Regions from separate parts of the Homo sapiens genome. Here region 1 is linked to region 2. A link is a loop called in an ENCODE intact Hi-C map of the cell type or tissue named here. Cell type or tissue: GM12878. All regions are shown on one strand.

Region 1 (8,000 bases), 450 kb after region 2:
TGTATTTTTTTGTTATGATTTTAGATAATAGCCAAATAGGGTTCCTTTTCCATTACTTTCCTCCAAACTCTTTTCTTTGAAAGCACAAATGTGCAAACGACTTATACCTTTATTCTCTCACAGGCTAATATACAAACAACAAATATTTTCGTTAAATATTTGATAGAAAAAGCCCTTACAGGTCTACAAATTCCATCTTAGTACAAGACTAAATTACCAGTCCAGTTGTTTGGATACAAGTAACCTGACATCTGCCTTTAGTGAGCTATAAAGCAATATATAAAAGGAAGATTTTTACAACATTGATCAGCAGTGATATGTGAGCTATCAAGAAGAAATTATCCCTCAGACATTTTATATTTGTTCTGATTTCTTTCTCCTTATTCCTTTCTTCCAATTTGTTCTTTGAGAGAGACACGACTAATTCTCTGATTCTCCAAATGAGGTTTTGTTTGGCTCAGATTAATATTAAAGAAGATCACATACACGGTCGAAAAATATTGTTATTTTTCTTTAATGGGGAAAATTGGACTCCCGCGTGTCAGATCTGTGGATTTCCGAAAGGCAATGGAAATGGTACTGACATCACTTTGCACTTTAACAATCGGATTTGGTCAGGGTACAAGTTGTTTGTTTAACCCGACAGCTCGGTGCACCCCGTCGCACGCTTTGCACACTCATTAAAACGATTATTCACGACCTGTCGAGTGTTTTCGGGTTCATTCACAGGAAAGGCTTGGAACGAGGGACAGCAATTCAAGTCAACACTGTCCACTACCCCTATGCACGTGAGGACGAGTTGCTGCGTGCGTAAAAAGACGAAGGGAGGGGTGGGTGAGTACGCCTTAGCTATAAGTCCCGTTCATCCGATGCTCTGGAATCTCAATCTCGACAGAATGCCAAGAATGCTTGGTCCTACAAGGACCACGTCGTCGCTACGTTAACTTCAAGGGCTTGGCACAAGACAAAAAAAAAAAAAGGAAAATAAAATAAATAAACTCAAAACTCTCCCTCTGCTCCTCTTTTCAACCTTCTGCAAAACTTTTTAAGTCCCAGGACTCGCCCACCTTCTGTCTGCAGCCACCCGCGGGACTGAGCGGCTCCACCTCTTACAGCGCTGACGCTAAGGATAAGTAGTTTCAGGAAAACTCGCCAGGGTGAGAAGATTAATTCCTTTTCCATCTCCCAAGGCCCTATCGTTCTAAAAAAAAAAAAAATTGTTATATTCCTGCACGGACTGGGGGTGGTTGCTTGGCGCAAAAGATGAAGAATAGGGCTGTTAACAGTATTTGCTAAATGTATCCACACTGTTAACAAGGAAGAATTACTCCTCCAGACTTCAATAAAAGTCCTATAACATGAGCATTAAATAGCCCTCAATAAATTAGGTCACTTTTTTCTCTCAATTTTAAAGTTATCTTTCAATATATTGTAATGGTGATAAGAGAGGCACAGACATTAACGCATCTCGATATCCCACTGTTGCTCTGTGCTTATAAAAGGCACATTACGGGGTCTTTAGTTTTCCTATTTGTTCAAATGAATTCTGATATATAACATTCCTGTGAGATATTAGTTCAAGAGAAATGTCTATCTTTGTAAGTTATAATCACACATAATGCTAAATAATACAAAATATGAGTATATATATAAACTATATACTCAAGAACTCCAGATTGTCTCATTCAGCCTAAGCACCCCTGGCATAATTTAGAGTTAATAGATGTTTTAAAACACATGTCTATATTCAAATGATTGCTACTTGATTTTTCATAAACAGCATTAATAAACCCAATGGCCAGCTTATTGTTATGAGGGTAACTTCATCATGCCAATGGAAAAAGACAACCAAGCTCATTTAGCAGTTTCATTCTATTATATCTGACATCACAAAATCATCTTTTTCTATTTTATTGAAGCACATCAATACAATGTATGAAGAAAAGAATGGAAGTTTTCAAGCAGCATGAGGTTTTAATCAGAAACAGATTCCTAATTGCTAAAAAGCAAGTATGAATAAGTAATTTCATAATCTCCTTGGGTTGCCATAATTCACTATCAGGTTTACTTAAAATGGATCTGTCAAGTGTGTTTCGCTTCCTATATAAGCTCTTTCATTAAAAGCAACCTACGATAATAATCAAGAGGCAGATGCTGAAATATGTAAGTAAATAACTGAAAGTCTCTGCATAAATAAACACAAATCAATGTAGTAATAGACAACACTATTGATGTAGGAATGATCGATTTTAGTTTTCTAACCTGCAATCAGAGCTTGCAATGTATAATTAAAAGTATATTTTTCAACTCCACTAATACTACTACTACTGGAAAAAAAATTCTTTCTGCCAGTTCTACCTGAATGTACTTTATTCCTTCTAGTGTATTTCTGATGGGATGGGAGGAGTACTGTTTTTTCTGCAAAAGCTTTGCCAAACTTTAAAATGACATCATTAATTATATAAATTGTAAAAGTATCAAATAATAAAATTACCACCTAATTCTTGCTCTGAATTTTTCAACCTTTATCCCAGCCTCTAATTATTCATTCAGCACATTTTAATAGGAAAAACACACAATAGTGCTTATTATTTTTAAAGATCTTTTTCAACTACTGTAGTACATTTTGGTTTAAAGATTCTTTGGGCCTTTTGTTAAAAAAAAATAAGTTGTCATTTCCTCAGTACACTATGGAAGCTCTCACACTTATACTTGTATATGGAAGCACCATGAAGCAAGCAAGGAGAACAAAAACTGCATTGTTTCAATATTGTTTCATATAATGATTGCAAAACAAACTAGTATCTGACTCAAAGAAATAAATATACTTTGGATTTCTAGAAATTCACATCTGAAACAATGTTTTAGATTTTGCTAAAAGTTAAATTTTCTTTTTGAGAATATGTATCCCTGGAAGGCCGAATTGATTTAGATTAGCAAGCACCAGTATGTGATGAGTTTGAATATTTAGATTCTGGAGAGTAATGAAAATACAGTGCTCATATTTTTTCTTCATCAACAAAGATGCTTATTTACATTCATTCTTGAATCCAGGCTTCTCAAGCACAAGCCTTTAAAAGAATGTCTTCTTTATGAAATTCAGCTACTTTGAAAGGGATTTTTTCCTATGTGATATCACTGGCACACAAATATTGATTTTGATTGTCTTTATAATATTGTATCACAAAACACTCTCTCAGACTTCTCTCACATCCAGGGCCAAGAATTCAAGGGCAACCGAATCCAAAAGGAAAATATCATCAGTTATTATTTAGGGCTAATTTAACAGATAATTTAACTTCAAACAACAATGATCAGGTCATTAAATTTCAGAGCAATGAGAAAATGAAAGAACTGAGAGACAAGTCTCCATAACCCCATTACAGATTTTAGTCTTCGTGCTCAATCAACGGAATCAAAAACGTCTACGCAGGAAGATACGTTTTCACCTTAAACGCATTGATTCAAAGAATGAGACAATAGGAAGAGATGAGGAGGAATAAAGTTGAAAGCGAGGACTCCAGTTTCTGGGAGTGCCAGCGGAGTAGGCAAATTCAACCTAAGCCGAAAATGAACACCCAAATATGTTTGTTAATTAAACACTCCCTCTCTTTCCAACACGAATCTCAAATCTGTAAATGTCCAACATGCTTTCCTCCTAGCGGCTTTTCTGCAAGATAGGGAAGATAGGACCGAAGATAGGGAAAAAGATTACATGTGCTAAGCAACAGACCACGAAAAAAACATGGGGCATTTTATTTTCCCTCCCACCCTCACAAACATAATTTGTGAGTTATTTGTTATCATTTTAAATGCCTTTTCTGATCACAACACTTTCAGAATGTCTGCCTACCTCAAGGTTTGATAGAGGAGCTGGTGAAGGCGGTGTTGAATCATAGAAATTGAGTCTTACTTGCAGGGGAGGGCGGGTGAGGGGGGAGTCAGAAGTGGACCACCTCTATTCTGCATCGCCCTTCCTTCCCATCGCCTTTCCCAGACTGAAGATTACAGCCTGAAAATCTCCGCACTCGCGGGGTACTCTGCCCACCGGAGTCCCGGCCTCCCTCTGGCCAACAACCGGCGCCTTCAGTGCTCTGGGAATTCCCACCCCGAGGCTACCTGTTTTCCTGTGAGATCCCTGCACCTTGGACCACAGGCTTGGGCAGAGAGAAGCAAAATGGGGTAGAAAGCGAAGGGCGAGTGGGGTAACAAGTGGAGAGGAGAAGAGATGTCCATTACAGAGCAAATAATTTTATCTACTAGCTGAGAAGTGCTGAGATCTGAAACCGCACCGGGTAAACAAAAGGAAACAACTTTGGGAGGGGAAAAAAGGTTGGGGGGAGGTGGTGGCACACAGAAGATTAAGAAGAAAGGGAAAAGGTAGGGAAGCGCGCCAGCCAAGGTTCTGAAGTCACTTTTCTTGGCATCAGCCAATATGAGCTACCCAAACGTACAGCTCTGCTTGTCCTGGGCAAGAGCGCCCTCATGTTGCTGCTCCCTGCGCAGCGCCCGGCTTCACCCTCTGCGGGGATCGCCGCCGCAATGTCCCGAGAGCGCTTCTCCTCTCCTCCTCCGCCACCGCGCAGCCAGGGCGGCCCCAACTCAGCAGCTGAAGTTACTTCTCCACACCGGTTCAAAACCCGAGAAAACAACGCTGCCAGGTCCCTGCCACAACGACTTCAAGTCCCGCCATTATGCCACCTCTCCATCTTCACCCCGGAGTCCCTGAGGCGCCGGGAAAAGCTAATTAATAGGACACCGCGACGAGAGTCCCAAATTCGCTTCGGGCCGAGCCAACCTGTGTCTGGCGCGTGCTCTCAGCCACTCTGGGACAGAGAGGCTCTCGAGCGTACTACCGACGTCTCCTAAGTGTGCATTAAGAATCAATTATTTGCCTGAGATTTCCAAAGCCAGGAACTGGGATATTCCCAGCAGGGACAAAGTCAAGCCCAGAACGGTGTTCATTTCCCTAGTCTTTCGAAGAGACAGAAGAGAAGACTCCCACACGCACCCAGTGCCTCACCCGACCCGGAGCAGCCCGGCTAAATCCGACCGGGACCCTGGTGTGACCCAGGCCAAGGAGCTGGGGGCGGAGGGCCAGCTCTGGGGAAGGTTGGCTATGTTAGTGTGCAAATAGAGAAGGGCGATCCAAAGAAGAACTTTAGAGAGAAGCAGGTTCTTGGCTCTGGAGCAAAGAGCTTTAACTGAAATAAGGATAGCTAATAAACCTGTCTTTGAGCGTTAAGAACGTCCCGGAAGTTCCTGTAGCAACCATAAGACTCAGAAATCATATTTCCACGAAATGAATTAATTTACACTTTAGGACCTATTTCAGTCTCCCACTACCCCTTCTCCGTATAATTTTTTCTCGTTTTCTCTCCATGTTCCTTTGCCGTGTCTACATCCTTTTGACCTGGGGATTCACCGTGATTTCTGTCAACGTGGAAAAAAATTATGCATCCTTTCAGCTACGTCTGTTGGTAGCGAGCCTGCTAACATTTTCTAAGAAAAGATGAACACTTAAGGCCAGGACCCCAAAGTCAGGCGTTAAAACTCAGTCCAAAGCAGTCAGTTACACATATTCCCTACCCTACCCCTTCCCCTCTGAAAAGCACTTTCACTTACGGATCTTGCTGTAAGAGCCATTCCAGTCCTGATATCCTTTTCCTCGGCATCCTTCGGACAACCTCAGGCAGAGCCTTAGGTGGTGGGGAAAAACAAAAACAAAACACAGTAGAAATCGGGAGGGAGACAAGAGGCACAAAACATAACAATACATCATCTATTTGCCAGCCTGGAGCCCCCTTGGCCTACATCCTCAGGATAAGGTCCCTAGAACTGACCGCTAGGGTGGGGAATGGGTGCCTTTGGGAGCCAAAATCTGAGGTGGGTTATTTTAACTGCTAGTGATTGAGGGGAAAGGGCCCTGAAGGGAGAATAGAAAAGGGGAATGATTGGTATAGAGAAAAGAAATCTTAAAAAAAAAAAAAAAATGCACGCAAAAGAAAATCTAGCATGAAGTACTAACTGGGAAAGATCTCTAGCACCTTTTAACTCTTACAGGTAGGTAGCTCTTAGGAAGAATGCAGACGTGTGTGCCCAAAAGAGAGAATCTAGATGACCTCTATTCTTTCCATATCTCCAGGATCTGGACTTAAGTAGAAAAATAAAGAGGGGAGAATTTTAATTCAAGTTTCACCTACCCTGCTTGTTGGAATGGCTGCGCAGATTTTCATGCTGGAGAGTTCCATCTGTCTGGCAGAAGCTGAAGTGGTGTTGGGGGCAGGTTATCTGGTGAAGTAGGAATGTACAGGAACCCCGCCCTCTAGGCACAGTTACACAACCCCAGCAACCCATCTCAGCCAGTTCTAAAACCTCTAATGATCTTCACCTTCACCCTTTGTTAGTCTAATTCTCCAACAGGCTTTTAGTCTCAAACACAACCAACCACTTTAGCTGTTCATAAAATTAATTTCTCAAAACCAAAATTTTCCCAGTGCATGCAAATTCCTCAACAATGTTGTAGAAAATACACTTTTTAAAAAACTACACTTCTATAGACTTCTAAATATATTGAATTTATCCACGTATTTGGGTGAAATATGCACCAACTTAAATATATATTAAAATCAATACACTATGAGACTAAATTTTTGCCTCTCTGCCTTTGATTTTATGCAAGTCACATAAACTACATGAAGGCTTCCATGACCATAAGGATATTTGTATTAAACCTTGTTAGTTCTAGACTTCATGTTCACTTGGTTCCCAATTTTGTAACAGGCTGAAGAAACATATTTGAAATAATACTTTAACTCCTCTAGTTCAATTACATCATTTTCTCAGTGTTTTACATATTAATATTTTTTGTTAACTTTACAACAGACAAATTCAAGTAAAATACTTTAAACCTGGAAATAAACTTTAATTTGGGATTTCAAGTTTTAAGTTGTGATCAGTTTCAGTTCCAAAATTTCACAAAGGACAACCTTCATCTTATTAAAAACAATTATAATATGAAAGAAAATAATCCTCAAAAGTTTTGAAGTGTATTTCTGACATAAACTAATTTTAACGGTCAAAGTTGGAGACAACAAATAACACAACATTACAACCCGTTCGATGCAAAAATGTATTATATGCCATGCCAGACTGTCATGTGTTTTTTGAGAAGATAAGTTGAGGGATGATAAGATAGATCAAGGGAAATGAGATGTTCATATTGGGCTTCAGGAAGCCTTTACAAAGTTCTCTCTCCATATATCCACCTTCGTGTCTAGTACACCTAACAAACTTCTAGTCATATCCATTATATGTAATTTGGACATGGGTCCAAGCAGAACTCCCACTCCAATACTTCGTTTCTATGAATTCAAAGAAATCAGTTTTACTCTTGACTTCAAAGTATGATGTTTGCCATTAAAATTCTATTTATCTGTCACCCAAATAAACACTTATAAATACAAATAAGTATACTTATTTAATGTGGCCAAAAAAAATACTCATGCAGGAAAACTTTCTTCTATATCTATACCCCTTTACCTTAGCACAAGAGTTCAACTTTCTTTTTAACGTTTGGTAAGCAAAATTCTATGTTTCCCCTGTGATAATACATTCTTATTCCACAAATAAAATCCATGGCAAAAGCAAACAATAAATCATCACCTTTTTTTCAGCTTGGACACATGTCTCTCTTTGAGCTATTTTGGTTCAAAATGTGTAATGGGGATTTCCTTTGCATAAAACCATTCACTTGGACTTTATTACTATTTTTAATATCAGCCATAAATTTGACTTTTAACACAATAATTTTTTGTGAAATATTTTTATGCTTCATTCTGAAGAACTTAAATTTCAAGAAAATTTGGACCTCTGGTGAAACTGTTTTTATACTAAGAAAATAAAATCATGTCTAATTGCTTAAAGGAGATAATTAAACTAGCTGTCTTGGCTTATTTTTGTCCATTCCCCATTTGTGTATATTTGGTTCCAGCTCTTTT
Region 2 (8,000 bases):
AAACTGTGGAAGTCAAAATGAAAGGAACTGTTTGGGGTAACATCATTGAACTTTTTTTTCCCTCTCCTGGACACTGTATGTTTCCCTTGAGCTGATTTCAATATATGTACTATAAAATTGAAACCCATGTCATTTTGTGAGGCTTTGTTACTAATAATAATAATTATAATCATATGCAACACATTTGAACCTCTTCTATATGTTACATATGTTACATATGAACACTAGTTCATTTTATCTTCAAAACTTAAAAGTTGTCCTATTGTGACTTCATTCCCATTGCTGGGAAGTAAATCATGTGCCTGCATCATCATGTGGCATTTCCAATGTCAACACTAAATGGTTAATTTCTAAGGGCTGAAATTTAGAGAAGGAACAGAGTAGAGTTCTGAGTATGAACCTGGGATTTAGGCATATTTATGCAGGAATCTCTAAGCCACTACTTGACCTATAGCAACTCCCTTAGCCTTCCTATGCCTCAACTACCTCATTTGAGAAACAGACAGAAAAATATCTTGCAGGGGCTGGGCGCGGTGGCACAGGCCTGTAATCCCAGCACTTTGGGAGGCGGGTGGATCACGAGGTCAAGAGATCGAGACAATCCTGGCCAACGTGGTGAAACCCTGTGTCTACTAAAAATATAAAAATTAGCTGGGTATGGTGGCGCAAGCCTGTAGTCTCAGCTACTCAGGAGGCTGAGGCAGGAGAATCACTTGAACCTGGGAGGAGGAGGTTGCAGTGAGCCAAGATCGTGCCACTACACTCCAGCTTGGTGACAAAGTGAGACTCCATCTAAAAAGCAAACAAACAAACTATATATGTACTTGCAGGGTTTCTGAGAGAATATAATGAGATAATGTCCTAAAAGCACTTAGCATTGTGTCTGTCATGGGTTAAGTATTGAATATACAAAATCTATTGTTAACATTAACAAAATATAATGGCACAAAATGGCAGAATTCCATGAAATTCTATTATGTTTTATCCTAATCCTTTTTATACTTATTAATCTTTTTGTTCATGGGGATTACCTGCCAGGAGGAATGAAACTGATAGCTTGAAAGGAAGTCAGACCCTTCAGGGTGGCCAAGATCAAAACTGGAATACAATCAGATGTTAGGAAATTAGCATATAGATATGTCGGAGTTTCCAAGCTGCCACTTCAGAGTGTAACACTTCCCCAATGAGAGTAGTGTAATTGATCAGACAAGAGTTTTATTATATTTTCTTTTGTTTTCTTCTGTTATTTTCTGTTTTTTTCTTATTTGTACGTGGCAATATCCTCACTCTCAATGTGAAGACCTCCATTTGGAAAGTGGCTGGAGTTCCTTTCTACAGATCCTATCATGCATTTTAGATTTACAGAAGTTTTCTTCTTTCTCTCTCCCAAGATCTATATTTGCAGATTATCTACAAACTATTTTAAGAGTTATTAATATCATTTTGCATGTCTTTCAGGAAGGATTTGAGTAGGCATAAGGGTATTTTTTTGTTACTAGGACTTTAATCTTTTTCTCTTTTCCTTATTATAAAGATTATTGAAAAACAGCAGAGCTAAGCTTTAAATAGGATTTGAATACATCTTTGAAAGCTAATACTTTATATTGTGCTAAATGATAGTGCTCTTTAAAATTGACTGTGTTGTGTTGTAAATAAGGTTAAAATGACAAAGAATCAAGTGTCTTAGGAATTGCAGAGTCTTGTTACATTAATCTCAGGTCAGATACGATTTTATGAGAGAGCATAATAGTTTAATGGGCATTTGTCAATTTAAATTAAATTATAACTTTCGAGACAGTAACTTGCAAACTTAAAACAGTCATATGATATTATGAATTACATCTTATGCACATTAAGAGATCTTAAAGCAAGGAAACCAAAGATAGAAAATATTGGTTCACATTTCAAACCACAATAAGTGTGAATATAGCCTCAATTTAATAAAAATGTATAATGCAACTTTCCTTGGGTTAAATGTCTTACAATTGCTCTTGGAATGGGCACTTGTTTTCCCATTATTGGCCATTTTAATTGACTTACACACTAGTTTTCTCATTTAAGATCACTTTATAGTATTGGTTACTCTTCATCTGAGGGATATGTTCTACTCCTGCCTGGTCCAACAACACAACAATTTACATATTTCTGAACTTGATCTGAAAACTGATTTAAAAATCTATATGGAAAATCCAATTTTCCTGAAAATATATACACACAAGTATGCTCAGAGGTGGCTAAAATAAAATAAATTTCATTTTAGGAGCCAGGAAGGAAGCCGAGACAAGAAAGTGAGGATTCTGAAATAAATGGGTACTTGCCCTGACCAGGATTGAAACCCACCTCTCCCAAGAGAATATTAGAAGAGGGCATGGAAGACAAGCATTGGAAAAGTAGAATGTTTGTGCTTTTCTTTCTAGTGGACTGCATTAAATATTCAGCAATAGAGGGGATCAGTTTACATTACTCTTCTTGTTTCTCATGTATCAACTGACAGGTGCTGTAAACATACATAGACAAACATGGTCCTGTGCTTGCAATGCTCCCCTGACCAAGGGAAGACAGGCTTTAATCTCCTAAACTGATCATACTGAGGCCTCAGCAGACACACTATGCTCAGATTGGAGAGAAAGCTTGCCTTTCAAATTTGATTCTCAAGAAAATCCATTCAAAGACATGGTTTCATTCCAGCAACATGTTACTAAGGTAGAACAATCTTGTTTTGATTCTGGAGACTCGACTGAATGCCTCACTCGTGCTTTTGAAATAATAGTAGCAGAACAAACCTCGTTTTCTGAGCACCTCACTTTACTCGTGGCAAACCACCAATCCGCATCTCTTATTTCGCTGAGGGTAGATTCACAGCAATCAGGGAGAAAGAACTGGCCTTGGCATTGAGATCAGAACCAGTATTTAAAACATTTATTCATTCGTGTTTTAGAGATGTCATGGTAAATAAATTATGACTGTTTACACTGAAGACTAAGAGTCTCCTTTTTCTACACTATAGGCAGCGATTTGGCTGAGATTGTATCATTCTGTGATACTATCACACACTACCTTTTTTCTCACTTGAATTGTACTTTTGGCTGTCATTTGCGCTTTTGAATAAAGGTTTACATTAGTGGAAGATATCATAATAGCATATCTCCTTTTCCTGAGTTGATATACAAATCAAAAAGAAAGGATAAGGCCAAGACTCCCTTTGTCCTTGGAAAAGTATGCCATCTGCATTGAGCTTATCATATTCAGCTGAGAACAAAATTCTAGCATAAGGATGTCGTTAATACAACCCTGAAGTTAAACTGTAAATTCAAAGTACTTTAAATGCCTTATAATAGTCAAAGCCAGTAAAATCGACCCTGTATATTTTTATTTCATCTCTGTTGGATCATATGATATTTAATAATTGGTTCTGGCACCTCGTTGCAAATTATTATAACTTTGAGATTCAACAGTCCTATTGAACATATGGGCAGCACAGGCTTAGAACATATATATGATACAGCCTCTCGAGAGGACCTTCTGTCTTGTTTTCCTTAGCTTGGAAGGGTCAGGTAAATTTTGTTGTGTCGTCATGTGCTAAGATTCCTCAATATCTGTTTTGCGGGGTAAATGCTTAATGGAACTGATTTATCCCCCCTAACTGTGAACAGTTCCTCTGCAAAGCCAAAAGAGAAATTCATGCATCTGGGATGCAGTTTTACTGGGCTCTTACTAAAGCAGTTATAAAGCTATTCCAGCATCAGTGCACAAGCATTCATCAACCCAGAATAGGTTCTATTACTTAGTGCCATATTGTATCCTGGTTTAGCTGCAAACTACAAGAGTTTCTGGAGTCAGGAGACCTTCCCATGCTATTGAAAGTGTATGATTATTCTTCACTAATCCTGGAGAAGATGGAAAGTTGGAGATAAAATACAGTTGACCCCAAGAAACCTTTTATATAGTTAGACAGTTTCCCATCAACATTTTTTTCAGTTCTATTCACAATAACACCCCGAGACAATATTAGGAAAAGCATTTCCACACCACAGCCCATTAAGCTTTTATTTTCAATGTCCCTGCTGCTTTTCCTCAATATCTAGACTGTGTGCCTTGATTTGCTCTTGTATTATTTCACATTAATTGCTATATTGTTTATTGCCACATTCAAACATACCATAATATAGTCACAGTGGCCATAATTACATAGTAAGCTGTCCTTAAAAAGAGATGTCAAGATGGATAGTGGTGGGTGGGGTAGGCAGAAGGTTATGATTTATACATTATGTTGACATTGTGGAATAGAGCTGGTTCAATTTCTTTTGATTTCACTATAATGCCTAATACTAATCTCTCTTTGTCTGTCATATAATTAGTCATTACTAAGACTACTACGCTAAAAAGTTCACAGGGTAGGAAGCAATGGTCAAAGACATTTTTCAAGCACATATTTTTCTGTTGCTCCTGCAATATTACAGTTTTTAAAATGGCATATTGGTGGATGAGAAATAACCATATGCAACGTCTATAATTCTAACTCATTATAAAAATAAATATCCTATTTTATTTAAGAACTCTTTTGGACAAAAGTACTTTTTATACTTATGCTTGTACTGATATTTATTTGTTCTAAATATGCATGAAAGGTATTTTGATGCTCTGGAATGTGATTTTCCCCCTTCTTTGTTGTGGTTGCAAAAATCCACCTCTCAGTGAACCATCCTACCCTCTTAGGACAAACTGATGTTGGAAATCTTCTTCACGATTAGGTTGTCACTTAGCCAAGACAAATACCAGGAATCATCCTAATCTTGGTGAACAGCAATTCAGTCACACTTGACCCTGGCTGATGATCATAAAGCTGAGGTCCCGTTCATATCGCAGACTTGGAAATATCTTTTACTACTGCCGATTTGCTTCGTATCACGGACTGCTTGCTTGGCATCACGTAAGCCAGTAGGTGGAGTGCTTGTTAACAGTAATTGAATATACAGAACTTGAACTTAAAATAAGTGAAAGCCACTTTTCTTGTTATAAACTGCTAAAACCATATTTACACAAAACTCTTTCTATGGATGTAATTAGTTGAAAAAAAATGTTACAAGGGCAGGGTTGAGATGAATGCAGGCCTATAGTTACATGGGAGAACACAGAGGCAAATTGTGCTCCAGAAGATCAACACATCATATGGAATAAACCTTATGTAAAAGGACACTTTCTCAAACATTCAACTGAATTTGATTTGGTAAATAGACCTTAGTCCCTCTTTTTTAAAATTTAGGATTTAAGCTGTTCAAAGGATAAACTAGCTTTGATGAGCTGCACATGAAAAAGTTTGTGAGATGGAAGATTAATTACATACATGTTGATAGCAATAGTAAATTCAGCACCTTTGGAATGAAAAGTTGCAAGAGGTACCTCCAAAATAAAGTGTAACTTTCCCATAAGAGTGCCTTGTTTTCCTCCAAAAGAAGATTTTCAAATGTATTTAAAAGCTGCAGCTTGAGGCTTGCTAACTACATCACTCTAAATCTATCTATATCACACCTAAAGATGTTAAAGCAACATTTAGAACTCCAAGGAGAAAACAAGCAACAGAATTTAGAAAGCAGGAACCACATGGAAATAAGAAAATCTTCAGTCGTTTTTTAAGAATGTGAGTTATATGATGTGAAGTAGATGAAAATGCAAGAGTTTAAAAAAGAATCTCTTGTTCCATATCAGGATACTTACAGATCTGAATCCATGGCATGCAAGTACTGAAGATATGTGTGGTTTAGAAATACCACTGCATCTATAAGGGCTTCAGAGCAAATAATTGCACAGTATACAATGACAAACACTACTAAAATAGTGACAATTTCCCCTTTAACTTTTTAATTACAAAAAATGGTGAACTCTTTTAAAAATATTTTTTGCCAAGACAGTGTTGATATTTTTTTCTAATTGTGCCATCATGTTCTCAGCTCTTTCTAAATTTTGGGTAGATTTGTGTTTCAAATATGCGACTTTTTTCACTTTGGGTTAGAAGTATAGGAACAGAGAAGAAGAGTGGGCACTGTTAAACTGAATTAATCAGCCACATCTTTATATGATAAATAACTCCTTGAAGCACTCGATAGCTTTACTCAAACCATCTCTGCCTTTTCAAGCAACATCAATAACAAATCTGATCCTCCCTCAGGCCACAAAAAGGATGAAAGAATAGTTATTGCTAATTTAAAATAATAAAATGTTATATTTTCTATTTCTTACCTGAAGAAAAAAGTATGTTCATTTCCATGAAGGACCTTAAAACAAATCAAGGAATTTGACCAGTAGATAAAAGTGGTAAACTATGCCCAGAACAGAATTTAGCTTCTTTAGCCAAGAAAGAGCACTTTGGGAAATGTATTTATTGTTAACATTTTGAATTGGAGAAATAGTATAAATATTGGCATATTCTCATTCACAGGGCTAGCCTATGAAAGAATTGCAAATGAGTTCTATTAAGGAATGTTTGCCTTCATTCATATATTTCTATGTGCTCATGTATTTCTTTAGGTTCTGCAGGTATCGTTATTTATGTGCACACTTAGTATAATTCTGTTCGTCTCATTTGAAAAAAAAGTTCACTTTTTTTGCTAGTAGTCGTTCATTTTACTTTGTCGTGCTTGCTACAGTATGTTACTTTCCCATAGATATTGAACCATGTCATTCTCAGCCAATGTTCACCCCTTGATAGTGCGTAGGCAATAGACTTTACTGAGAAATAGAAAAGTGTTAGCCACCGATCCCACCAAGGTTATATTCTGTCTTAATAGAAGCTGTTGATAGATCCTGAGCAGCTCTACACTTACCGTGTTGACTTATAGAATGAAATTCTCTGCACACAAGCACAGCAAAATATTTTGGTGAAAAGTAATTATCAGAAACAGTGACACCAGTAAATTAGTTAAGTACATTTCAGCGTGAAGCTTGAGTTACCCCTGCCCATTCTTGTTCCAGACTCATCTGAAATCAGCAGTTCAGCTTAATGATGTCACAACATTTGCCAGGCTATGGGCACTGAAGGGAAGACACGGGACTGCTCCCATTGCATGAGATTCCCCTCCTCTCTATGCACAGACAGCCCATCTGTCTCACTCATACACGGAAACTGTTATCTTTGCAACATCATTCTATTATTATCATGGCTATTCTTTTAAATTGGTCCTTAACTTGAGATGGTGTTTTGGAAATCAGGTTTTCAAATTCCCCCAGATCTTGTTGGCCAATTTAAAATGTTGATAGTAAGATGCCCTGGAAGCAGCTTATCTCACTAAAGAGCTCAAATGCTATACATTTCCATTCACTCACTGGAGGGTAACCTTTTGTGAAATACAGATAGCCTACTTTTCTAAAAAATCCCCACAAAGAATTCAACCCCTCCCAACCTCTAATATTTTTCAAAGTGTGAATTGAAGAGGACTTAGAGACAGATGGGTCTGGATGATCAGGTTACCTGTTATAGCAGCACATCTGCCGGGGCAGTCAATCACTGTGATGGCTCTGACAGGTCGATGGAGCCTGAGCAAGAACAGCTAATGCAAACAGAAGAACGGCTGGGGAAGGGCAGACCTCCTGCCTGTCTCCTGGGTTTGACTGGTCTGAAAGCTGTACTTGAATTTGCTCTGGTTAAAAATCTGTCTGTCTATTGAGCAATGATCTTCGATGAAAGATTTGGGCTCCCAATTTTTTTAAAGCCAACATATTGAATACATACAATTGGGAATGATTCGATTAGCACTTTCAAGCTGTCAGTCAATATTTGGTCGTATTTGGGGGACGTGGTATAGAGTGTGGGGTGAATAAGATTAGAAAAAGAAGAGGTGAGAAATAGGTTCAAAACCACATTTTTCCCAAAAGTGTCAAAATGGAGAAATGCATAAAGCACTGGTTCTGAGATACTTAATATCTGGGAGCTCAGTACAATAAAAATTAGCATTTACTAGGACAAAGGCAATATAAGAATGTCAGGAAGCAAAACTAATTAAGTT

What was found. Peaks named below come from ENCODE experiments on the same cell type or tissue, not always from the same donor. Only the 100,000 strongest peaks of a DNase experiment are listed, where the experiment ranks them.
Region 1: it touches region 2 in a loop (4-fold over the local background); 8 of 110 quality-filtered maps call a loop at or near these places.

The regions. Positions count from the first base shown.
Region 1 is chr14:28,771,059-28,779,058 of GRCh38, reverse strand. LINC01551 (long intergenic non-protein coding RNA 1551) reads right to left here and starts at 6,355. Exons shown (of 3, transcript NR_026731.1): 1 at 6,204-6,355; 2 at 5,626-5,699. RefSeq lists an enhancer at 4,269-4,768. In GM12878, a CTCF peak has its summit at 4,476; no DNase peak of the experiment used is centred here.
Region 2 is chr14:29,219,797-29,227,796 of GRCh38, reverse strand. The region is part of intron 6 of LOC102724934 (a long non-coding RNA gene); the gene reads left to right. Among named protein-coding and RNA genes, the nearest start is that of LINC02326, 160 kb to the right of the region's middle. In GM12878, a CTCF peak has its summit at 4,936; no DNase peak of the experiment used is centred here.